Regions from separate parts of the Homo sapiens genome. Here region 2 is linked to region 1. A link is a loop called in an ENCODE intact Hi-C map of the cell type or tissue named here. Cell type or tissue: dorsolateral prefrontal cortex. All regions are shown on one strand. Each heading gives the region's core, and the rest is flanking DNA. Links, peaks and the distances in the headings are about the cores only.

Region 1 (15,760 bases), core at 1-5,000:
AGGTGGGTCTAGCTCAAGCTAATGTTCTAACAATCAGATCTTGACAAGATTAGACTTTGCAATATGCAGAGGGTTTAGCTCTGAACTGGGCATTGTGGTGCTTCCTCAATGTTCATTGTGATCATCTTCCATTCAGGGGTATCCTGCATATCTGGTCACTCATCCCTACCTCCAGCAGGAGGTCCTGAATGGTCCAAGCCATTAGGGAAATTCAAGCATCTTGCCACAGTGATTGGACCACACAGGTGAAGCATAGCCAATCAGTACTTGGCTTTCCCCTAGGATTGGTTAGGAATGGAATAATCCGCACCACATCTGGGACTGTTGCTGAAGAATCTAGGGCATAAAAGCATTCTTTCTCCAGGAAGTGTTGGATTCAGACACGCATGCTGGAACCACTGCAGTGATTTTGATACCATGGGGGAAGCCAGCCTGAGGATGGAATCAACACACAAAAGAGGCAAGGCAAAGAGAATTACAGAGAAATGAATCTAGAGCCTTAATAAAATCATGCTTAAAGCCCAGAGTAGATCTACACTTTCAGGTGTGGGAGCCAAGATGTTGCTTTCATTGTTTAAACCATCTTAATACGGATATACTATTACTTGGAACCAAATGCGTCATAATTAATTCTGGTAGCAATGCGTCAGATATTGTCACAAAACTTAATCCACTCCTATTCTACAGAGTTAGAAAAGAGGATCAATGTATAATCTATATAAACCTTTTCCAGCACTTTCTCTGGACATTTTTGTATGAAACCTTGAGTTTTGCCAATAAAATAACTACAATTTTCCTGGCTATATCTTTGATATAAATGTGCATACATCTAGTGGGTGTATTAATTTCCTAGGGGCTGCTGTAAACAAAGTACCACAAATTGGGTGGCTTAGAACAACAGAAGTTTATTGTCTCACTGTTTTGGAGAGCAGAAGTCCAAGATCAAGGTGTCCACAGGAGCATGCTCCCTCTGAAAGCTCCAGGGAAGGATCTGTTCCAGGGCTCCCTGAGCTCCTGGTAGCCTCAGGCATTCCTTGGCTGGTTGATGGGTGTGTTCTCCATGTCTCCATGCATGTCTTCCCTCTATGTGTCTGTCTCTGTGTCCAAACTTCCTCTTTTCACAGTATACGAGTCATATTGGCTTAGGGCCTATTGTAACACCCTCAGATTAACTTGATTACTTTTTTAACATCCCTATTTCCAAAGATGGCCACATTCTGAGGTACTGGGAGTTAGAATTTCAGTAATATCTTTTGCCGGTGGGGAGGGGGATGCAATTCAGCCCATGACAGTAGGGTAGAGGAAGTGGACAAGGAGGGTGTACATGAGGAGGACAAGACATCAAATATAGGAAAGTTAAAAAAAATTCTTACCAATCACACAATTTTGGAGTTGTCCTAGTGTAAGAAGGCTGATATTCCTGCTTTGACTTGTAGAGACACTTTCTCTGCAGAGATACAGGGATAGAGATGAACACAGAGCCTGTGTTGCCTCTTTTTTGAAGCCTAGATGTTTTCCTTACAACAATTTCTGTTTTGTTGGGTGGTTTCTTTTTTCTTTCTTTCTTTCTTTTTTTTTTCGAGGGAATACACACAAAGCTTTGACTTGTATTATTCTCATTGCATCCAACTGAATGAAATTTATGAAGCCTCTTGCACAATGTATTCATTGTTTGGGTTGGGATAATTGAAGTGTCAGGAATATTTGCTTATTGAAAACAACTCAGGACAGCTCTATGCACCCAACTGGGCCAGGGCCACAAGACATGCCACATTCTGGACAGCTGTGTTCTATTGTCTTTTATAGCAGGGGCACCTTCCCAGGTAGATTAATTTTACACCTGGGAAAGAGCAGTGGGTTAAGAATTAAAGGGCATTATTTCTAACACAGACTTCACAATTCACTCACTGTGTGACTTTGAATAAGTCATTTAATGTCTCTGGACTTCAGAGTTTAATGGACATAAATAACATGGTGTTTTCTACCTCATAGGGATACTGTGTAGCTCAAAAAGGAGAATCTATATGAAATACTTTAGAAATCATAAAACATCATGCAAATGTGTATCATTTATAATAAAAATTAATCATGTCTACTTCTGCTCAAAGTAGAACTTTGAACTAAGGAAGAAAACGAGCCAATGTTCTCATTATTCTCCATTTTCTCTCCAAGATCCATTCTCCGCACCTTTCTGACCTGCTCTGTGCCTCGGGAGACTGAGCACTACAGATTGCATTGGCTAGACTTCCTTGTCTTGTGGCTTCTGGGTCATTTGGCTAATGAGAAGTGCTTATAGGAAATAGGGAGGTGGGAGGAGAGAAACATTGGGGTATTTATTCGTCTTGCTCTTCTGGGCAGTAGCTATGTTCTCCTATAGCCACCACTCCAATTGGGCATCTGGTTCTACCCCTTTGGCCCTCTCTAGGCTTCAAGTAACTCCATTCCCTCTGCTCCCCTTCAGGATGAGGAGGATGACAGTGTATGAATGTGGCTGGTCCTTGGTGCCTGACTCTGCAAACGGCCTCTGCATCATCACTCTTCAACACTTTGAATGCACCATCTGGTTCTTGAGGGACTCTGACGCATGCAGCATCATGACCATGATGTGGGCAATAGCTCAACTCTTTCTGAGGGAATACTCTCTCTCTTTGGGAATGGTCTGAGTTTTCTCTTTTCTTTAGCCATTGAGCAGGTCTGCAATGTGATGTTTCCCTTGTAGAAACAAGCACCAGTGGATCAGGAAGAACTATAAGGATTGGAGGTCTTCACTGTCTTCCATCAGCAATTGGAAGGTTTCGTTAGGTTTCCCTGGAGGCCAGGCCTCTGTTCTTTCTCTGGTACCTCCTGTCCCTCCCTATATTCAGGCATTTTCCGAGTTCAGTCTGCCCTTCTCTGGAGGTTACCCCCGATCTTTCCTCTGCCCTCATCTCTTGCCTGTGCCTTCAGGGCTCCTCAGTGACTCTCCATGTGGAACACAGCCTCTTTTCTCTTTCCACACCCCAGCCCTGGCTTCCCTATTTCTGTTCATGCTGCCCAGTCATGGAATTCCGGATCATCTCTCATACCTCTAGTCACTCCTTAGGTGCAAGCAGGCATCAAGAACATTGCTTTCTCCCTTCCCACGAGTCCCTGCAGTCCTCCCTGCACTCTCAGTGTCTCATTACTGGACCTCTTTCTAGTTCTGAGTTTCTGTGACAGGATGTCCAGTCAGCCTTCCTGCCTACAGTCTCTCCTCAATCCTATACAGACGATAGACTTCTGCCACCTTCGTTTTCCTAAAACTTGGCTTCCATTGTGCCCCTTCTCTCTATGAAAACCTTCAGTGACTCTGCTGTCCACCATACAAAGTCTGAACTCATGACCCTGGCATTCAAAGCCCTGCACAGTCTGCTTCTTAACCTACTTACTACCTGACAAGCCCACTCTGCTCTCCCCGCTCCCCTGTGACTACATCATGGGCTTTCCAGCCTCTACTGCCCCAGAAATGCTGCCCTCCTCCTTCCTGGTGTGAATCTTGCCTATTCTTCCAAGCTGAACCCCAATGCCACTTGCTCTCTGAAATCTTCCTTGACCACTATAAGTGACAGTGAGGCATCTTTTCTTTCAACCCCTCTTCCTTTTCTTTCAAGTTCCAGGACATATTTGCTGAACTGATCTTCGGCTCCTAAGAATGTTGTTTGCGTTAGCCATTTGAGGCTTTTAGCTCCCTGACTTATATTGCTGTGCTGTTAGAACATGGTTTGAACACATGTATCTTGCATAGTATTAGGCCCTTACTATTTACCGAATGAATATATGAATATGGGAAACACATCAGCTTATCCAAACTGCGGATCGTTAAGAGATTGGACACATATATGTATTTTGCAAGCTCATAGGTCCCTGGCACTAAAGTCATGCATCTACTCAGGTAGGCTTTGGGTCTAAAAAGGAACAGGGATGATGATCACCAACATTAAAATATCTACAACTTATTGAATACCTGCTGTGTGCCAGTGCTTCACATGCAAAATCTCTTTTCACCTTTATAACCAACTTATATTAGTATTATTACTAACTATACTTTATGAACCAGGAAATGGAAGTTCAGAGTGACTAAGCAAATAAATCTAGTGGGGGGCAAGGCTGAATTTGAACCTGAGTCTGAGAATGCTCAAGTCTGTTTTGTCAACCAATCAGCAGGCAGCCTTTGGAAGTATCCTGCAGGAGCCCCCGGGAGTGTTGAGTATTAAGTGTGTAATGCATATGTAGCACTTTTCTACCTTATCTTCCTTCCAGTGAGGGCAGGAATCCTATCCTGCTGCTGTCTGTATCTTCACAGTGATGCCTACGACTTGGCTTTGCATATAATCAGCACTCACTAATAATTTATTAGTTGATTTTTGGCTCTCCTCCACTTCATACTTGAATTTCAAGTGTTTTGTTTTGTTTTTGAGACAGGGACTTGCTCTGTCACCCAGGCTGGAGTGCAGTGGTGCAATCATGGCTCATTAGAGCCTTGAACTCCCAGGCTCAAGTGATTTTCTCACCTGAGCCTTCTGAGTAGCTGGGACTACAAGCATGTGCCACCATGGCCGGCTCAAGTGTTTTTGTTTGTTTGTTTGTTTGTTTTTGTCAAAGGATCTGGCCAGGATCGCACTATAGGTTTGAATAGAAATTCTCTTTCCACTCCACCAATACCATAAAATATTTAGTTAACGTAATTATTTGTCTCTAGAGGTCTCCCCTTGAAGGGGCTTGGTACTGTGTCAACTTAGCTAAGTTGGAAATATTTCCCAGAACTGTCTTCCCTGTGTGGTTGTAGACTAGGACTGACCACAAGAGAAATTTGCATGAGACTGGGAAGGCAGAAGGGAAGGAAGCGGTAGCCACTCTTTGTGGATTGGTGTAGGTGTCAGGCAGGCCCCATAGCTCATGCTGACCTAATGGTTCATCCTCTTGCCATGGAGCAGTGCCTGGGCCTGCAGCTCCTTCAGCTCCTACCCAATCTCCTCCTTCAGATTCTTGAGTTGCAAACTTACTGTGTGTGCAGTCTCATGGAGAAGGTGTTGGCTTCTGCACGTTGCCCACATTGTCAAAATTGGAGGCAATAAGAGGCATACGTGGGGTCCACTCTGCCCTCATTGTTCTGAGGCAGGAGAATAGGGTCTGAAGGCAGGGAATGGAAGGCCAATTCATGCCGACTTCCTAGAACTAAATCAAAAGGAAAACCCCAGCTTTCCATGCCCAAGTAACAAAAGGACCAGAGGCTACTCCCTTTGCACTGCCCCCAACTGCCCTTCTGCGTGGCAGGTGAAAAATTGAAAATAGCTCTGATCAGTCCCCTCCTGCAACCAGTCAGACTGGTCATGGGCCAAGTCTTCATTTGTATAGGGCGTAACTTTGTAACTTCACTTCAGCCTCTGATTGGTCACTTTCTACAACAAATCAGACTGGTTGCAGGCCACTACTTCATTTACATAGGGTGTACACCTGGTAATCAATGAGAAAACTCTAGAGGGTATTTGAAGGCCAGAAAAATCTGTAACCAGGCTCTTGAGCTGCTTGCTCAGGCTGGCTCCCGCCTTGTGAGTGTGCTTTCATTTTCAATAAATTGCTTTTGTTGCTTCGTTCTTTCCTTGCTTTGTTTGTGCATTTTGTCCATTTTCTTCGTTCAAGATGCCAAGACCCTGGACACCCTCCACTGGTGACAGTTCTAGTTTTTCTCACGCTTCCAGTTAATGTTGCTCTCCTTACATTAGATCCAGCCTTCTTTCCTGATTACTAGAGCTGCCCAGCTACAACAGCTTTAGGCCCCCACCAGGTGCAGAAGAAGTTTGCCATCACCCCCTTCACCAGCTCTCACAATCGTGCTCATCTTAATAACAAATCCCTAGTTCTGTATCACTCAGAGTGGCCCTGCTTCTCTGATTGAACCCTTGTGGATTCATCCCTCTTCCCTGAGTCCCCAGGATATGGTGTCTCTGGTCACGTGGCCACCTCAAAGAAATGTGTTTATGGTAATTGGGCAAAGTCACTGTTAAAGCAGGAGGAAAACCTAGAATTGGCGAGCTTCTCACTCTTACCCTTTCCCTCCCCACAAGGCTATGCTGTTTTCCAAGGCAGGAGCTAGATCCATTTGTCTTATGGTGAAAACCAACTTAAGACACTTCAGTATTATTCAAGTCTCTACCTGCCCCAGCAAACCTGGGCTGAACTCAGCTCTGATGTCACCACTTTTTGAGGTTGTGTAGCCACCTTTGACCTTTAGTGGTTGTTCTCAGATATCACTGGCATCCAGGGCACCTGTGCATGGAGGTGGACTTGTAGTTAATCACAGGTGGACTAGAGTACGAGGTTGCCTAAGGGGCTGTGTCCCAGAGCGTCTGAAGACTGCTCTTCAAAGGTATCTGCCTTTGACCAGGTGTTTGAAAATCTAAAATGTCACCATTAATAAGCCATCCCTGTGGATTACTCTTCTTGGTGTCTTGTTATTAAAAAGCCATACACCTTTGATAAAAGAATCATTTGCAGAGTGTAGTAGAAAGAATGTGGTGTCTGGAATCAGATGGCTCTGAAATCAATCTACTTCTGCCATTTAAAATAGCTATGAGGCTGCAATAAAATAATTATTTAACCTCTTCACGCTGCAATTTCCTCACCTATTAAAGTGAGGATAATAATATCCAATTTGATATCCAAGACAACAAATGTGAAAATATCTAACCCAATGCTTGGCACATAGGTGACCCTGAATGAATGTTAGCATTTACTCCTGATTTCCTTTCCTTGAACTAAATAATGCCTTGGAATTGCTAGCAAGGCCCTGCATGGGCATCATTGCTGTTGCTTTCTCATCACAGTTGGGATCTAGTGGCTGAGAGGGTGAGGGTCTGCTGTGTGTGTGCATATGTGTTTCAGTAGGATGGGGGGGAGAGAGAGAGAGCACAGGTTAGAGTTAATAACTAGTTTTAGAAGAGAGATTAGGTTATCAGAAGAGGTGGTAAGTTTGTTTCGAAAAGCTAGCTTATTTCCATCCACCTTTCTCCATTTCCATTGCCACCATCTTAGTTCAAGTTGCCTTCTCCTTCCTGGATTACTTCAATAGTCTTATCTGGTTCTTCTGACTGTTCTGATCTCTTTTTACTTTATTCTCTTCTTGGAAGCCAGTGATCTCTTTTAAATGTAAATCAGATCTTACTTAACCCTCTGACCCTTTCCATTATACTTGGCATTCATCTAAACCCTAATCACGGCCCGGAAAGTGCTCTATAGCTTGGCCCCTGTCTACCTTCCTCCCTTAGCCTTCTCTCCCTCCTACCCTCCCACTCAGTAACTTTTATTTACACTAGGATTCTCCCAGCTCCTTGGGGCAGTCAGCTCAAGACCTTTACTCATGCTCCTCTCTCTCTGTCTCACTCACACACAGACACACGCACACACACACACATGCTTCCACTTCCATGTTTTTCCATTACACTTAATTCTGCTGGCTGACTCCTACCCAACCTTCACATCTTTATTCAAATGTGATTTCTTCAGAGACTTTCCTGAGTTCCCAAACAAAAGTAGGCTTCCCTCTTGTTCTTTCTTGTAAAAGACCTCGTGTATGTCTTGTATATTTTTCTTCTTATAGTCTCTATCACATTTCGAAGTGATAGAATTGTGTGTGTTGTTTCTTTCTGAAGTGTTGCTTCCCCTATAGAGTGAGTCCACGACAGTCCCATTTTCCCATTGTGTTGCCACCAGCCAGCCCACTGCCCGGCACAAGTCTCAGTAGTGCCGGTTTATGATGAACAAACACGGTGTCACCCTGGGACAAGTCTATCTGTATGGGATTCAGATTTTCTCCTTAAAAAGGAGCCACAGTTCTTTAGTTTGAGTCTTACAAAAGCCACCCAGAAAACCATACATCCTGTTTACCTCTATATTAATTTTTTGTTTCCTACTTTTTCATTTTTAAATTGAGACATAATTTGCACAGAGTAAACCGTACAAATATTAAGTGTGCAGATGGTGAGTTTTTGATACATACACACCCATGGAATCATTATTCCAATCAAGATATAGAACAGTCCAGCATCCAGTAGGCTATTTCGTGTCTTTCTAATTCCATAACCCCTACCTGCACACTAGATAAGGTAACCACTACTCTGATCTCCTTCTCTGTGGATTAGTTTTGTCTGCCTCAAAATCTTATGTCAGTGGAATCACACAGTGCATATATTTTGGTGGCTGGCTTCTTTGGCTCAACGTGTTTTGAGATTAATTCAAGTTGCTGTGTGTAGCAATTGGTTTTTTAAAAAAATTATTGAGTTGATGAGTTGTCCTTCATTGAATGTTTAATTTCCCCATTTGACTATTGCTGGACATTCAGTTGATTCAAGTTTGGGCAATTATGGACATACTTACGTATGTCTTTTGGTGGACATGTCTTTGGGTTTAGAAATAGGAGTGGAATTGGTGGGTCTATACATCTTTAAGCCAGGCTCTTTTGTCTTCTGCCTCAGCCTTCACAAAATCCTGGCATAGCTCAGCCATAATTTTCCAATGTGATAAGGCAGAGGTGGTTATCTACATTGTGGCAGGCTTTTTACCTGCAGGAATCCCTCATATGACTTTTCTTTAAGTTCATCTCATGGGTTTCTGTGAAGGTCATTTAACTGTTTGATGCTGAGTCTGTGGTCATGATAGTGTCCCGGAAAATGTCACAGGATCTTTAGGGTGTCACTCTGCCAGCTGGAAACCTCTGTGGCCAGTGGAACCTTTGCCCAAGTTTTCCTCGGGACCGCTGGGCTCATTCCACCCACTTGACCCAGCAGGCTGCATTCAGCTCTAGCTACTGGCCAGATTCCATGCCTGTCAAGGGTGAGCCATGTGCAGAGTGGCGAGGGATGTGTGAGTGTGAAGGGTTTCTGGCCACTGCACACAGCCAGGCATGCTGGCTGCAGTGGGGAGGCCAGCTCCAGGTGCTGGCTCTGTCCGTGGCTGATGGTGGACCAGGCGTACTACAAGCGGCTTCCATTGTGGGCACTGAGAAACGCAGTGGTGCCCAGAAGCTTGGAGACACCAGGAACCACAGAGCCCTAAAGAAGGTGTCACAACGCTGGCCTGGGGAGCCCCCAGGTCTGAACTCCTTGAAGGGTCACAGCTCTTCTCTCATTATGGAGAGCGGGGTTTGTGTTTTACCCCTGTTTGTATTATAGCTCCTTCAGCCCCACCATTTGGCAGGTCCCAAGTTTTTGTCTTGCGTCCAGGAAGAATGGAATGCCTGGACAACTGGAGGGCGAGCAAGGTGGAGAGGAGCTTCACTGAGTAACAGAGGAGCTCTCAGGAGACACAAAGTGGGTAACTCCTTTCCACAGACAGGTCGTCCTGGCAAGTGTCCAGCTCTCAGTGGAGAGGAGACCCATGGTGGGTAGCTCGTACCTGCAGGCAGGTAATCCTGAAGAGTCAAGGATACCGGAAGTGGGTAGCTCCTTCCCACAGCTGTTAGTCCTGACTTCTGTCTGAGTCTGGCTGAGTCCAGCGTTTTAATGGGCTCAGAAGCAGGGAAGTGTGTGCTGATTGGTTCATGCTCAGCCATGGGCAAGCCTGGAAAAAGCACCATAAGTTCTCACTCTGGGCTTTGGACTCCACCCGGAACTGGCAGCCTGGTCCCCAGGATTCAGGCTGTCCTTGGCTTGAAGGTGGAGTTTCACTAGAGACCTGCCCCTTTCTGGCCAGGAACCTGCCTGCCTCTCACCATCAACATGCCGTCCATGGCGCCTTGGCTGTTTGTGCCAAGGGGTGCAGGCCTGCGCTGAGCCATCTTCAGCGCCCCCAGCCTCCCTCTGGCACTGTTGGTGCCCAAAGTCCGGAGGAGGCCGAGGTAGGGGGTGGGCTGCGGGTCTGGCATGTCAGTGCTGCCCTGAGCACCCGCACCCTTGGCCAGGTTGTGACAGTGCACGGGCTTGGACACAACTTTGCTCCAAAATCAGAGCCGGCGCCGGGAGTGGGGAGAGGCCAGGGAGCAGGAGCAGACATTTCCTAGCCTGCAGGGGCAAGGGGGGCTTCCTGGCCCCAAGGGCAGAGGGATGCCTGGGTCCAGAGCTGCGGCTGGTCACTGCAGGGGCACCCGAGAGCGCAGGGCTCCCTCCCCACCAACTTGGTGGGGACCTGGACTCCCACGTGTTCCTGGCCCCGGGTGGCTCCACAGAGCACGCAGCCCTGGTTGCGCCTCCCCTGCTGCAGCTGGCATCCCCCCAGCGGCTGCTCCAGATGGGCTGCTGCCACCATCAATAGGCCAGAACAATTTAAAATCATAATCTGAAGGGCTCCTGCCATTGGAGCTTCATCAGACACCACGATAAATTGTGTCTAAAGTAGTAATCTGAGCCAGTAGGAAAACATTATTCTATTCATTTAAATCACTGAGTTACAGACACATTTCATGGGAATGTTTTTCTAATTACAATGATCTTAAGATAATTTCTTTGGCTGTTTCTATGAAATGCTGTAGCTATTCCTGATGTATTATTTATTCATTGGTTTATTGCCAGGAGTAATATTGACTGTTTGCTCTATCCCTGTCATGGGAGGCTTTCTGACATAACTGTGTAGTAATTTTTTTCCCTGTCTACAGGAACACATAGGGTTAATAAGTTGTGGCCATTAGACAACATTCACCAAATTCTGGGTGCCCTTTTCCCAAAAGATAAGCTACAGTGAAGGAAGAAGTGTATAATCTGCAAATTCACGTGCTAAAAATCTCCTTCTCTAGAAAGGATATTTGCTTGTTGTTTTCATGTTTCTCCCAAAGAATTTACAAACATTTTCCTTAATTCCCTGCATGAGACCAGAAAATTTCAGCTTTTGCCCCAGGCAAGGGAATAAATACAGTTAGAACATGTTTCCCATTTGAGGCAGTGGGCCACTTCTCCCCTAGACCACAGAGGGCCCACCTCTCTGTCTCCTCTTAAGAATTCAAGAGGCTTACCAGCCTGGGAGGCTGGGACCACCCAGATGGAGATGAAGTGAACTTTCAGCAGAAAGAGGGAAGCACCTGGAAAATACCTGGATTCTGCTTTGAGTGGAAATGCAGAGACAACCACATGTTTTGGACACCCACCTCTCAAAGTCCTGGAGTCCTAAGACGTCCTTCTCATTGTGATGAAAAGTCCCTCCACAAAAGGGAAATAGCACCCAAATTTGGCTAAATCCTGAAACAGAATTAAATGACCACATTGAATTCTCATGATAAGTCTTTGAGGAAGATGTCATCATCATCCCCAATTAAAAATTTTATATTTTTACTTTATTTTATTTTATTTTTGAGATGGAATCCTGCTCTGTCACGCAGGCTGGAGTGCAGTGGTGCAATCTCAGCTCACTGCAACCTCGGCCTACTGTGTTCAAGTGATTCTCCTACCTCAGCCTCTCAAGTAGCTGAGACTACAGGTATGCGCCACCACACCCAGCTAATTTTTGTATTTTTAGTAGAGAAGGGGTTTCACCATGTTGGTCAGGCTGATCCTGAACTCCTGACCTTAAGTGATCTGCCCACTTTGGCCTCCCAAAGTGCTGGGATTACAGGCATGAACCAATGTACCTGGCCTCAATTCAAAATTTTAAACTGAGGCTCAGAGAGGCTGAGTATCCTGACTGAGGTCACACAGCTTCTAAGTGATAGAATGGGGATTTGAACCCAGGGAGCCCAACTCCAGCCTGAGGGATTGAGAAAGAGTGAGCTCCAATTCAGGGTGTCATCTTCCCATCCTCCACTCCACCTTTTTAAGCCTCATCTGAAAATATCATGCAAGATCACCTTTACCACACAGAGGAGAGGAAGAAACAAATAAATATGGGGGAGGAGGAAATGGAAAATAGAACTCCCACTGGGGTCTAGCTATTAATATGTCTGCCCTGTTCTGACACTTGAATAGGTCTGGTTCTGAGTCTGCTACTGAAAGGAACCAAAAATGACCTTGAATTGAAACTCCTGCATAGGGAGGTGCCGTGATGAGCTCGGAGAGACCACAGCACGACTCTGCAAGTGTATTCAGCACAACGTCACGGTTGCTTCCAGTTGGCCAGGGGGATGCTGATGAGGTGGTTTCCAGATCTGATGAATTACCTGACTGCCAACGCCAAACTTGGGTTTTCCTCTCTGCAGGATGGAGAGGTTGGAAGGTGAGATGGTCTTTCCAAGGGGGAGCCTGTTTCATCAGTGGCTTCTTTAGATGTGTTGACTTTGTGGAAGAACCCCAGTTAACAGGAACATAGGGAGGGGTTTTCTTCAGTAAGTACCAATGTCAGCCAATCCCTTACCTCTTTAATCTCATCTCCCATTGTTTTCTCTGCTTTTTCTGCCTCAGCACACTGGCTTTTTACTGTCCCTGGAATATGCAAGGCACACTCCTGCCTCAGGGCCTTTGCATGTGCTCTTTCTGCTGCCTGAAACCTTTCCCCCAGATACTCCCATGGCTTGCTTCCACTCCTCTCATGCCTTTCCTCAAATGTCCTCTTCTGAGTGAGACCTTCCCTAGTTATCTGTTCTAGCAACAATTGCATTGTCAACTCCACCTCCCTCAACATGCACACATACACATTCTCACTCCCCTTCCAGCTTAGTTTTCTTGTTAGCGCACTCCACCTTACAATCTCCTATGCATAATACTGACTTACCTTGTTTTTGACTGTCTCCCTTAGCTGAAGGTAAGCTCCGTGCAGGCAAGGATTTTTATCTGTTTGGTTCCTCTCTGTATTCCAGCACCTAGAATAATAAGTAGCTAGTGCTCAATAACAACATGTTGATCCATGCGCAGTGGCTCACGCCTGTAATCCCGGCACTTTGGGAGGCCGAGGTGGGCGGATCACCTGAGGTCAGGCATTTGAGACCAGCCTGGCAAACATGGTGAAACCACGTCTCTACTAAAAATACAAAAATTAGCCGGGCACATGCCTGTAATCCCAGCTACTCAGGAGGCTGAGGCAGGAGAATTCCTTGAACCCGGGAGGTGGAGGTTGCAGTGAGCCAAGATCATGCCACTGCACTCCAGTCTGGGTGACAAGAGTGAGACTCTGTCTTGAAAAAAAAAAAATTGTTGAACGCGCAAATGAATGAATTTATTAATCCTAGCCCTGAGATTTAGTAACCAGGCAGGCTGTAAAGAGTTAGTTAACTTCCTTTCTAAGCTTCATTTCTGCAACCATAAATTTAGAATGAGAATTCCTATTCTCCTTGTGAGCTGTGCTTTTTCAACAGGATTACAAAAGGGCACACCCAGCACAGTACTCATACGGACTCAGTAAGAACTGGCTTAATGACTGTGCGTTCAGTGAAAGAATTACCAATAACAGTGGCAAGCGTTTGTAGAGTATTTCTATGAGCCAGGCACTGTTCTAAGCATGTATGTTTATTAACCCATTTAATCTTTACAACATCCTGAAATGTATGTGCTATTATCATCATCATCCTAGCTTTAAAAATAAAGAAACTGCAGGGGTAACTTTCTCAAGGCCACATGACTAATAAATCACAGAGCCTGGATTTGAACTCAAGCCCAACTATCTCCAACATCCATATCTTACCCACTTCAGCATACTGCTTCCCTATAGCAAGAAGATGTAATTTACATAACAGAGGCACAGGAAATTCCATTTAAGTCATGAAACCTCCTATTTACAAATTTGAGTTTTTAAACTTGTAAGATGTCTTCTGGGATCAAATGTGATGATAATTCAATTTCTAAATCAACTGGAACAGATGGAGGCCAAATTGTATTTAACTCCAAGCCATGCAATATCTTTGGCCATGAAATGCTACCATTGTGGAGATGTTTGTAAATTATGTTTTATTTAGACACACTCTGTATGAACATATATAAGACACAGTTTTAAATAGACAGCAGTGTCATTTAGTTTCCAAAGCTGAGTGGAAATAAAAACCAGGGCCATGTAGACACACCCTAAACCTAGCACCTGCTTTTGAGGCTGCTTCAAATAATATCATCCTGATTTTTCTTGTGAATTGGCTTCGATCACTTGTGATTCCTGTGCATCTAGCATGTCTCATAACCGGCAGTCATTCATAGCCTATTTTAAGTGTGAGCATTCAAATGCTAGGTTTCGTTCATGAGCGACAACTCAGGCCATCTTCTCTGTTCACGGTGCTGGCTCTACAAGTCACTGCACACTCAACAGGGAGGTGCATGCACACAAACTTTCCAAATCGTCTTTAAAGGTTTTCAGTTCCCTTTTTTCTTTTTTTGGTTTCTATTGCCTTCCCAGTAATGGCTAAGACATTGCCAGTTTGTCTTGCTTCTTGTGATTTCTCCAGATGGCCTTATGGCCCAGGAGATCAGTTGGGACCAGGTGTTAATATCCCACTGATTTTAATCTGGCTTTTATTTTTTGTTGCAAGAAACAGAAATCTATTCAAGCCAACTCAAGACAAAGGGATTTCACATATTGCATTACATTACATTATTTTTAAATGGTAAATCCAAGAGCAGGAGCCATATCAGACCCTGGCCTTAAGGAATCCAGAACTCGAAGATGCTTCTAGATTCAAGGAAGCTCCCAGGTCTTCCACAGTAGGAGTTCATGGATGTTTGATTTCTATGTTTAAGCAACAAATGCCATGTCTTCTTCTGCTCCCTGTACTAACTGATGGTTATTTGTTTGTTTCAAGTTCAGGGCCCTAGGAGAGAATCTGATTGGTCCAGTCCATCTTTCAAAGTAGTCTGCACCTCTCTCTTCAGCATATGGGTTGTCTGCCATTGGCTCAGGTGCCCTGCCAGGGCCAATCATCTATGGATAGAGGAAGTGGGGCACTGGGTACTGAGTATGGCTTCCTGGGCCTGTCCCTTCAGCAGAAAGTGTGGGCAGGATGGGTACCCTCAGAAGAGGCTGTAGGTGGGTTGGCACAGTATTGACCTTTCCACAATACCATTGTGCAAGACACTGATGTCATATAGCCAAGACATGTAGTGGTGTATCAAGGTAAGATGATATTGTATTGACAAAGATACAAATGCAACTCAGAAAGACATCTACAAAGCCACATGCATGTATCTTTGCAATTGGCATGCTTAAAACATGAAACAAATACCATTATTCCTTTGTGATATGTTTTATCTAAAAATATTTATTCTTTTGCCCAAGTTCAGCTGTCAAACTCCATGGCTTTCTCAGGCAGGGCCTCCCAGTTTTGGTGAGCAAACTGCATTCAGCACAATTTCAGCCTGTGCCGTTCACAGAGATTACAATGGGATGACTAAACTGTAGCCACATTAACCTTTGCAGTTGCCAGCCAGTTATTGAGGTTTTGTTGTGATCGAGCTAGTGAAAACCTATTGGATTTGTTATCACCATTGACTCAGTGTCTATAATGCTTTGGGCTACAGCTTTAAACATAGGCTGAATGAATACCCACATAACTTCAGAGGTCCCATATGTCAAATATATTATGCACATGTTGTTGGTGATCTCTCCTTTGAAGACTGGCCCACTTCCACCTGGGGTCCCTGTAGAACAATGGCTCTATGATGGGACATTTTGACTGAGGTAGGAATGTTAAGGAGCATGAGTTGCGATCCAGGACTGGATGCCTTGCTGCAATGTGTGTGAAGGTTGTGGTGGGGGCGGGGGAGAGGAGCTGCTGATATAAAGGCAGAAAGCATGGCAAACTTGGCCTGCATGACAGTTCTGGTGAATGAAAACCCCTAGACAAAGACCAAATACCTGGGTTCGAGGTAACTGTCTTGAGAAAATTCACTACTGATGGTGGCATCGGTGA
Region 2 (10,797 bases), core at 5,742-10,741, 100 kb after region 1:
GCTAAGCCTGGTACACATTTTTAAAAAGCCATGTTAGCAGGAGAACAAAGATAAGGAAATAGAGAAGCATAGGGGTGTCCTAGGAATCTTGAGAGGATCATGTATGAGTAGAATACAGTAGGAGTAGAAAATAAAAATAGTTTTCATTTTCAGGGTCTTTTTAAATTTCCTTTAATCCTGTCAACTACCTGTTATATTGAAGAATCGTCCCTATTTAAAAGATGAACATACTAAGTCAAAGGTTTGTTCGAGAAAAAAAGCCTGCAGGACCTACAAACAATATCAATTTTTGGTGGTGGTGGGGATAATGGGATCATAGGATGTTGTTGTTGTTGCTGCTTTTGTCAATGTGGAAAGGAATATTAGGGATTGATAAAGCCACATACTCTACGAAAAGTAGCATTTAGAAACATACTACACTAAAGTTCAACATTCTATGTAAACTCTCTCTCACTTTCTGCACTAAAGGGCACCAAGAGCCTTTAAAAGGTAGTTGATTCCACGTCGTGGGGTCAGGGAAATGTCAGGATGAGTCTGAGACAGCATGCATCTTTTTATAAAATGACAGAGGCAATGTTCAAAAGGCAAAAGAGACAACTTAAAGAGGCTTCCCTTAACTAGGTTGAACTCAACAAAATAGATAAGATAAAATGAGTAACACAATGTTTCATCAAAGTAAGTTGCAACTCTCTAGGAAAAATTATTAGTTTCTAGTGACACAAAAAAGGTAAAGTTGATATAAAGTGTATAAAAACAAAACATCATTGTAATACAAAGAGGGTTAATATGATAGGCTGTTTTAATTTCTTTTTGGTTTTATAAATTAAGGGTATATAATTAAATACAAATATTTTGCTTCTCTTCTTAATAAGAAATAATCCATAATTTACAGTTCACTACCTGTTATTTTCTGTTTCAGGAGGAAAGAATAAATAGAATTGTATGCAATTCTGAGGAAAATAGGTATGTACTATAAGAAGAATAAGAAACACCAATTAAAACTGGCAAAACAGGGTCCTGCAGTCCATCAGGAGGGGTCACACAAAATAATCAAGTAGAAGGGACATGCCACAGTGTGTTCCAAAAGGACAAGTAAGCCTTATGTCCTACAGAAGAGAAACAACTAGGCAGACTCAGTCTCCCCTTTTGGAGGTGAATCCTCCTGACCAGTGCTTCCCAAACCTTTCATTTCATGGCACACAGAGAAAATGATGATATTTATCCAACAAAACATTAATTCATGACACACTATAAGGCTGCTTTTGATGTCCCCTTCTCTCTCTCCCCTCTTCCACATTTCCTGAACACTCCAGGCTCCAAGCAGCTCAGGGCAGAAGGGATCTATATGGTGGCACCGTGTCATTCACACATAGGAATGGGCAATTACATATTATGCCGGTTGCAAAGTTCTGCTCTAGATAGCCCTCTTAGGTTTCATAAAATACCAATAAGTTTCATTTTAAATAAAATACCAGTAAGATTTATATTACTGTTTCATAATGCTAATAGGCAGAATCAATGTATCAAAATGGCAAGTCAATGTGTTAGCTACTACCAGCTGTGCCCAACTAAAGAATAAATCATTTTTGGAAAAGCACTAGGTTTGTAATATTTAAATCTGTGTGAAAGACAGAAAGTTAAAACTGCCATGATGTAACAAATGAAACTTTATCATAAAAAGGAGAAAATGAAGACTACCTTAGATACTGCAGCAGATCAAATGTCAATCCATTCATTACCCAGGTACCATAACTGTCACTTTTTGAGACTGGTCCTTTTCCTTCAGTCTAATGAGGTATAAGAATACTGAAATTACAGACATTTAAGGAAGGCAAGCCTGAGAAGAAATGTAAATAACTTACTGGTACTTAAGTCTATGGCATTAACATTTAGGGAACTAGTTTCAGTTTCAGGGTACAAATCAGCTTTTCATCACTTTAATAGTGTGTATTTGTGTGTCTTCTTTTTAAGTGTTTAAATGCTAAAGATAATTTGTTATGGTAAAATTGTGGTTTTAATAAAATATTTAGAAGTATTTACATTAGCAATCAATATTTAAATATTTGGGAAATTTTTATTTGATGGATCCATATTTTAATTTTTTTTAGTTGTAAGGTTTGCACAAATATTTAAAGGAATGTTAATTGTTTAATGATTAAAGAAATGCTGATTGTTTGATAAATTCATAAGACTATTAAATAGAATATTAAACAAAGCACGAATAGTAGTGAGTTCCAAGGGATGTTTAAACATCAAATAATACTCTACAGTTACTGGGATAATTTATTTAATGAGCATACATAATTTTTAAAATGAAAAAGAAAGACTTGAAAATGCAAATTAACAACCTCATCTCCATTTGCCCCACCCCCAACACACTGTAGATCCCACCACAAACACAATACAGATTAATGGATCAACATCACATGTGCTCAGAGCTGGGGCGTATGAGTGTTATGACCTAGTTCAGTATTCTTGTCTACATCTCACGAAACAGTGTGATAGAGATCCATGTGATGTGGCACTTCATCATGGAAGGCTTTGGCAATCCTGGTGAATTGAGATAGGCAATGGGATATGATAGAAGGCACTCTCAGAGAAAGATCGGTGGATTCTTAGGTTTGTTAGTAACCAGTATGTTACCAGGGATAATCATCTGTTAACTTCCTTATGCCTCAGTTTCCTTATTTGGTCAATATGGAGTTTAGAATTTCAATTTTCAATGTCTCTTTCAGTTCTCTAGGTTTTTCTTGGCTCACTGCAACCTCCACTTCCAGGTTTAAAGCGATTCTCGTTCCTCAGCCTCCCAAGTAGTTGGGACTACAGGTGTGTGCCACCACACCCAGCTAATTTTTGCGTTTTTTTTTTTAGTAGAGACGGGGTTTCACCATGTTGGTCAGGCTGGTCTTGAACTCCTGACTGCAGGTCATCCACCCACCTTGGCCTCCCAAAGGGCTGGGATTACAGGCGTGAGCCACCACGCCAGGCCCAGTTCTCTGGTTTTATGAAATATCGTGGAGAACACTTATTTACTTCAGGAATAGAGGGAGACTTGCTACTCTTAAGGCCTCAGCTCCTCAGGAATCTGCATCAGGCATTTACTAACAGCAACACTCATTCCTTCAAGTTGTTCCAAGAAGGTCCCACCGTTTTCTGTTCTCTTCCACTTTTCAGGCATTAATTGAAATGGTTCTAGTGTCCTTTCCATTCTCTTTGCTCTTATGAGTTGTTCTTTTATTATTATTTTATTGGACTTTTAGAAGGGAAAATGCTTGGGTCAGTCAGCCATCTTAAACTAGTACTTCATCATTTAATTCATATTTTTAAATTCACTTTTGGTTTTTTGGTAGTATTATCTTCCCAGAGGCTGGGGTCCTCCTCTTGCTGTGAGAGACACTCTAAGTCCTGATGAATGGATAAATCTAGTTTTACTTATTTGGATTTAGACAACTGTGTTCTTTAAAATGCAAAGATGTCACTACCAGCGCTTAAGTGTTTCAGATGTTACTTGCCAGCATTTAAAGAATAAATATTCCTATTCTCCCTTTTAGAGCACTCTAGGAAGAGTATCACAGCTTTTGGAGGCAGGAAGAAAATTGCCATAATCAGGCTTTGGTCTACATCCAAGGTTCATACTTTTTTGTTGTTGTTGTTTGCTTGTTGTTTGTTTTTGAGGCCGGATCTCTCTTTGTCATACAGGCTGGAATGCAGTGGCACAATCATGGTTCACTGCAGCCTCAACTTCCCCAGGCTCAGGTGATCCTTCCACCTCAGCCTCCCAAGAATCTGGGACTATAGGCATGTGCCACCACACCTGGCTAATTTTTCTATTTTTAGTAGAGATGGGTTTTCACCATGTTGGCCAGGCTAGTCTCAAACTCCTGACCTCTAGTGATCCGCCTTGGCCTCCCAAAATGCTGGGATTACAGATGCGAGCCACAGCACTCGGTGTGGTTTATAAATTCAATGTGCATCAGAATCACCTGGAGAGTTTGTTAAACTATGGACTCCGGGGCCCAATTCTAGAGTTTCTGATTCAGTAGGTCTGGAGTGGGGCCTGAGAATTTTTATTTCTAGCAAGTTCCCACATGATGTCGATAATGCTGGTCCAGGGACGACACTTTGAGAGCCACAGGTCTACATGAAATACAACATTTAGGCATTGAATTATATGTGTTGGCTACCTACTCTGTATTAAGTATTTTTATAGACACCAAGGACATGGTGATAAGCGAAAGAGATGAAGTCCTTGCCTGTGAAGACCTTTTCTGACAGAATTTTCTAGTTGTTAACTAGAGGTTTTGGTTAGAAGTCTGCTAGCACAGAAGTTCTCTTCACAGTGCTATAGCACACTGCATTCATTCCTTCCTTGTTCCCTATCCTGGTATTCTTGCCCAGAATTCCCCTCCTCTCCTTCCCCTTCCCATTCTCCCCAGCCAATCCAAGTCTTGTCTATACCTCAACTCAATCTCTCTCTTTCTCTTTCCCACCCAGCCCTCAATCATAGCTTCTTCCCCTACGTCTACCATAGAAGCCGAGCTCTTAACATACCCTTTATTCTACTGTTTTCTGCGTTTTTATCTGCTTCATTTGTGCCCTCACTGTTGGGATATCTATAAGGCAATGGGCCACATATTATATTTCTTTATAGCTCCAACACTCAGTTCCTCAAACAGCATGAGAAATACTCCAAGAGCTAAACCCTTGGCATCTAAGCTCCCTCTTGGAGGAGGTGGGGTAGGATTAAAGTCACTGCCACCAACAACAACCAGTCAGACCACACCGACAGACTGTGTTTGTAGTGACTGGGGTGGAGTAAAGGGATTGGAAACCAGCGGGAAAGATCCGTATTTGTTTTAGGATTTTACTAATGGGGAAAGAGTCAAGAGTGGTTAATTTCCCCTTCAGGACAGAGTTCATCTTCTAAATGGGGTTTGTTCCTAAAATGTAGTCAAAATAAGCTGCAGAATAAGTTATAGAATCTAACAGCCATTGGTATTTTCCTGACTGGTATTTCTTAATTTTACTGAAAATTAGTTCTGAGTTGGTTATAATTAAATTTGTGGGTCTCAGCTCACATTTTTATCGTAATTGGATTAACTGGAAATTAACTGTCACAAACCAGTCCAAATATACTAAGATAATAATGAAACCCTATTAATCCTGAAATGGATTGCTACTTAGAAATGTAAGAAAATTACGTTGTAGCTGGAAGAATCTTGAGATCCTCCAAAAATAACAGAATCAAGTAGTAGTTAAGTGTGTGGGCTCTGAACCTAGTTTAACCCAGTTTGAATCTCTACTCTGCCACCTACTAGCTGTGTGATCTTGGGAAAGTTTCTTAGTCTCTGTGAGCCTCAGTTTTCTGCTCTGTACAGAGTAAAGCATAAAAAGTACCATGTACTAAAATAACTAATGGAAGAAATAAATGGTGGCATAATAAAATAATGTACATGAAGCTCCACATACAAGTCCTTGCACATAGTAATAGCTCAATAAATTGTAGTTATGATATGGTCCAGCCCTATCATTTTACAGATGCAGAAACTGAGGCTCAGAGTAATTGCAGTAATTTAGGGACAGAGTTAAGACAAGAACTTAGGACTTCCGAATTCCAGCCCAACACTCTATTCAGGGTAACTTACCATTTGCCACTTGCCCTATAATTTGGATTTTTCTAGCATATAATTTATGAAAACTTGGATAGTAAACTTTCATGAAAATTGGGTTTCAAGTTGAATATAGTTGGGTTATTGAGTAGGTAACTCACTTATGAAAAGGACTGTTTTTAAGTCTTTAATAGTATTATTTAATAAATCAACTACAAATATTATTTGTGAAGTAGTTACTAGTCATTCTTAACTGTTTAATTGAAAGATCCTATTCTCAGCAACACTAATTAGAGTGTTGATTACATCAATTTGAGCTGCGGTATACATTTATGCATTGTAAACACTGCATCTTATTGGGTCAAAATTAGAGTCGTCAGGTGCTAAGAGGCCCTCTAGCCATAAAGCCCTATACATACAGGAAATGACTATCCCAAGGTGTCCCTAATAGGGCCAGTCATCTCTTAGGGAGTAATGTCAGTGAGACCAAAATTATTACACCCAACACAGCCAGGTCTATGTTTTAACTCTTGTGATCGTAAAAATGTGCTTTGAGCTCTCAGATAATCTTAAATCCAGCATATACATAGTGCCTAATATATTCCAGAAGTTATGGCCATCATTGGTCAACCTACCAGTTCCTCACACTTTTCAGTAATAGATCCTGGAGATGTTGTACCTTTGTTTACTTTGCAGTAGAAGCACAGTCAGATTCCAGGTAGTTTACCTGGTCCAGATGGGAGCCAGTTGCCTTGGACCCAATAGGTACTTGTGCTATAGTTTGAGTTGCAAAAGTGAAAGATGTTTAGTAATTCACTGATGTCAGGAGTGTTGATAAAAGCGATTGAAATTTCACTGTAGGAGATGATTGTACAGGGAGTATGCTCAACAGGAAACTTCGTTGCAATAGAAGAGAAACAGAGAGCTGGAAGAATTTTTTTCATGACCATGTGACTCCAGATTAAAAATGGATTAGGATAAGTTAGGTTACAAGAGACAGCAACCTTCTTGAGAAGAAAGGGGAATTGTGTGGGCTTATAAACCCACAGGAAAATGGGATGGGGTGCTGAAATCAGGCACTGGAGGGCTACTGACTTTCTCTAGAATTCATTCGCACACCAGCTTTCCCACAAGGCTGGATCCCTGTCAGCTACCAGCCATAGGTTCATAGCCTTTACAGCCTTGGGAACAGAGAAAAGAGACCCTCTTTCCCATGCTGCAGTTGAATAACCTGGGGAAAGACTCTAAAAGGCCTGATTTGAGTCACACATTCAACCATAGATGATTGTCATGGCCAAGGATGTGAGTTGCACTAGAAATGCCCAAAAGAAAGGGAGTACCATTATGAGCACGGAAAATTGTCCACCATAGCTAGCATTTTATAGAATGCTTTCTTTATGCTGGGCACATGTATGCTCACATTTACTTCTAAAATAAGAACCATGATCACAGGAGGTGTCTGTAGGGTCACATTAGATTGTTCTGAGGGGCAAGAGGGAGGCTGCCTGGACGAAGGGGAGCCCTAAGTCACCAATGAGAATTAAAAGCTGGACCCCACACTAGGGTACCTCCTCCTTTCATCCGAATAAACAAGAACAAAAGTGGACCCCAAAGGCAATCCCCTTCACTCACCCCATCTATCCCCAAATGCCTTTCCCAATTGATATGGGTTCAGGATTCAAGGGGTCTGAAGCTTGTATAAGTTGGGGATCCCTTTTTAAGTAAAAGAATATTAAAACATTTTACTTTTGCAAATTTTACAACATATAACCATGTAAACACAATGTTAGTGCCCCTTAGCTGTGTCTATCTAAGAGGGGAGTCTTGAAATATAAACCTCACTAGTTTCATGATAAATCTGCCTCTGGTAAGAACCTCATGGTTCTTGTCCATTTAAATGGACATGTGTGGTTTCAAATACCAAATTTTCTTCTAGAACACTACCAAGAGGACCCTTCCCCACTGGCACTTGTCTTTCAAGAACTTCCATAATTCAGGTTCTTAACTAATTTAGATTGTCCTTCTACCTCAATTAACTCAAATCCTGAAAATGTATCATTTTTTATAATTATTTAATTTTGACTCCCAGTCATCCTTCAGGTGAATTTTTTTTCTTTAACAAAATATGGCCTCTGGCTAGAGAGAAATGGGCTTGAGAACAATGCTTATTCCAAGGCAAACCCTTTGGCCTCAGTGTCATGGGCTTGAACCTGATGTTCCCAGTCACGGCATTGCTGAAACTGATAGTCTAGTCATGTAGGGGATTTTCCTGACTCCGTGTCTGTCTCCCCATGGCTGTTTATTTGTACTGCTGTCTGCTTGAGTTTGGGACACTGACCTTATGAGCTGCTTCCCCAGCCCAAGCCTGTAGCCAGAGAACTAGGAGTTTCCCTCTGGCACTGCTTATGGCCAATTGGAAAGATCTGGCAATCAATTCACTGTGGAACTGGCTTGGGGTAGGGAGAGGGGGAGGGGACTTTAGAGTGGAAAGCAGAAAGGAGAGAGAACAACGAGAGAGAGAGAGAGAGAGAGAGAGAGAGAGAGAGAGAGAGAGAGAGAGAGAGACAGAGACAGAAAAGAGAGGCTTTTAAAATCAATGCCAAGCCAGCTGTGGCTCTGGACAGCTGAGTCATAGAGGATTAGGCAGTTCAGTTGGAAAGCAGACTGTGCATACTAACTCTCGGTTTCCAGCTGGAGCGGGGGATAGTAAAATTTTAAAAATTAAACAAAAGAAAGCCACAATTTAATCTCAGATAGCACTTCATTCTGAGACTCCCCGTGGTCAGAGGTGAAGGACAAGAAGCTAGTCTCATTTTTCTACAAACGAGACTCAGTCCTCATGTGGTTAAGGCAAGAATCTCTTAGAGAAACCTGAACATTGCCGTTTCGTTTTTTGAATACATAAATTACAGTAATTGCTAGAAGATGCTGGCTGCTGGCTTCTTATTGGAGTTAAAGGTTGTCTTCAAATGTCGGCCACTGAGTCACAAGTTCATAATCAGCTGTGCTGTGGCCGGATTTGGCAGTTCCGCTAGGCACAGGAAGGACATTATTACAGAAATAATTGGAGGGATGGTTGTATGTCTAAAATTTAGCCAAAATGAAAATACAAATTATTTCCAAATGATGTTAAGGGAGATTTGAAAGGAATCTAAGAAGCATAGATATGGGCAGAGTGAAGCACCACTATCCTGGGCAGGGAATTCACTCCAGGTAGAATAAGGTGTGCCCCCTCACAGTGGAGTCTACTCCTTATAGTCATCACTGGTTCACTGAAATTGTGAAACAAGGACAATCTGCATGGAATCTATCAACCAGCTTCTCTCACCTGTCAATTCTGCTGCTAGCAAGAAGGCTTGTATCCATCCTGCCTGCCCAAAGCTCTAAATAACCCACAGGCCTACTCTTTCTGCTTCCAAGCACAGAGTATGGGAGCATTTCAGAAAAAGTCACAGGGCCATGCTGACAGAATTTTTTACAAATCTATGCTGGTAAGATTTAGCTAGGCCCAAGGCTGGGCTGGCCAATGATCTTTTTATCCATCTCTTCTTAATGCTGGTCTTATTCCCACCAAGGGATTTCTCCCCTTGTAGCCATAGAGGAGACAGATGAAAGGAGTGTGTGTGTGTGTGTGTGTGTGTGTGTGTGTGTGCGCATAATAAGGAGATAAGCACCACTGCCTCCTCTCTGCTGGTGATCTGGGCACCCCTTGGCCTGAGGCCTCTGCTGCCATCTTTTTCTCTTCTCTCTGACTCCGGATCTTGTTTTGCTCTAGGCTAGTGGTTCTCCACTCTGGCTGCACTAGAATCACCCAGGCAGTTTTTGAAAAGTACAGACACTGGGGCCCCATCTCACCTCCAACTTCTCAATAGATTTCATTTCTGTAGAGTATGGCTCAGACAAGGTCATCAGTAGTATTGATAAAGCTCCCAGTGGTTCTAATGTGAAGTCACCAGCCACCTCCCAGTTGCTACCTTACTGAGGCTACAGCAGCATCTCAGTGTCTGTCATGTCAGTGTCTTATAGCATTTAGCAGAAGTTCTTATGCATACTTAGAAAACATTGGTTAAGAGTCATTTCTGGCTAGCATAATTAAATTCATTTTCACTTTGTTTCCTTCCAAGGAGAAGCCAGAAAGTCTATCAGATTCTCCATATAGACTTTGCCTGTACAGCCTTGGACAGTAACTTATCCTCTTTGGAGTTGTATTTCCTCTTCTAACAAAGTGAATTGCTTAAATTAGGTGTTCTTTAAGACCCTTTTCATATCTAAGCTGTCACAACCATAAAACTCAAAGACCTTTTATCAGTACTATTATTTACCAGCTGTGTGACCTTGAGTGGCTCATTTATCTTCTCAAGCTCCTCAGATTCCTCACGTGTGAAAATCAGATGGGAAGATCAGGCCAGGTTTTCCAAATATATTCTCCAGAACATTCCTAGTCCAAGAGATGTCCCATGAAAAATAAGGTAAGTAGTCCAAGAAGGCTAAAATGTAACAAAACTAGGTTAACTCTTTTTCAACCCAGAAATTCCTGAAGTTATTTGACCATGTAGCTACTGCCTTCTTATAAATCCTATTAAGAACCTGCAGAAGTATTATACTTGATGTTTAGATCTCTTCCACTTCTTAAATTTCACCATTCTGTGGTCAAGGCACAAGCTTGTTAGGTAAGAGGGTGAATAACATGCTTGCTCCCTTGACATGTAAAGGAGAAAATAATTTGTTCCCTGCTTGACCCCAGTCTTTGGCTGTTTCACAGGGACAGACATAATCTGACACGGATATCTTCTGGGGCTTACTACTTTTGAGAAGACATTTTTTTTTTTTTTTGAGTCGGAGTCTCATACAGTTGCCCAGGCTGGAGTGCAGTGGCATGATCTCAGCTCACTGCAACCTCTGCCTCCCAGGTTCAAGTGATTCTCCAGTCTCAGCCTCCCGAGTAGCTGGGATGAAATGTCAGCAGTCATTCTGGTTCAAGCCTAAAATGAAGTCTGATTCTTCACTTTTACCTGTACGAGGCAGGTTGTTGTAAAAGAGAAATGAATAAAACTCACTCACTTTCATTGATTTGATTAAATAAGACCAATTCTGCATAACCAAAAAAGTTCAGAACCAGAGGAATCAGCTAGGTAGAGGCAACATAGAGTTTCAAAAGTGGGTTTGGAGTCACAGATCCGCTTGCCAG

Evidence for each region. A loop is a pair of places that touch in the nucleus more often than their neighbours do. Peaks named below come from ENCODE experiments on the same cell type or tissue, not always from the same donor. Only the 100,000 strongest peaks of a DNase experiment are listed, where the experiment ranks them.
Region 2: it touches region 1 in a loop (2.1-fold over the local background); 1 of 110 quality-filtered maps calls a loop at or near these places.

What each region holds. Positions count from the first base shown.
Region 1 is chr10:62,651,816-62,667,575 of GRCh38, reverse strand. LOC124902436 (talanin) reads right to left here. Exons shown (of 6, transcript XM_047426120.1): 2 at 12,646-12,733; 3 at 12,095-12,209; 4 at 11,090-11,180; 5 at 1,374-1,447. LOC105378327 (a long non-coding RNA gene) reads left to right here and starts at 11,991. Exons shown (of 3, transcript XR_946002.3): 1 at 11,991-12,150. RefSeq lists enhancers at 8,306-8,475, 11,571-11,650, 11,701-11,750, 11,991-12,220, 12,068-12,237 and 3 more and a silencer at 14,666-14,715. In dorsolateral prefrontal cortex, for the core only: no CTCF peak of the experiment used is centred there; no DNase peak of the experiment used is centred there.
Region 2 is chr10:62,561,793-62,572,589 of GRCh38, reverse strand. No RefSeq gene overlaps it. Among named protein-coding and RNA genes, the nearest start is that of ZNF365, 190 kb to the right of the region's middle. In dorsolateral prefrontal cortex, for the core only: no CTCF peak of the experiment used is centred there; DNase peaks (open chromatin) are centred at 8,069 and 8,209; H3K4me3 peaks cover 1,020 bases; H3K27ac peaks cover 1,805 bases.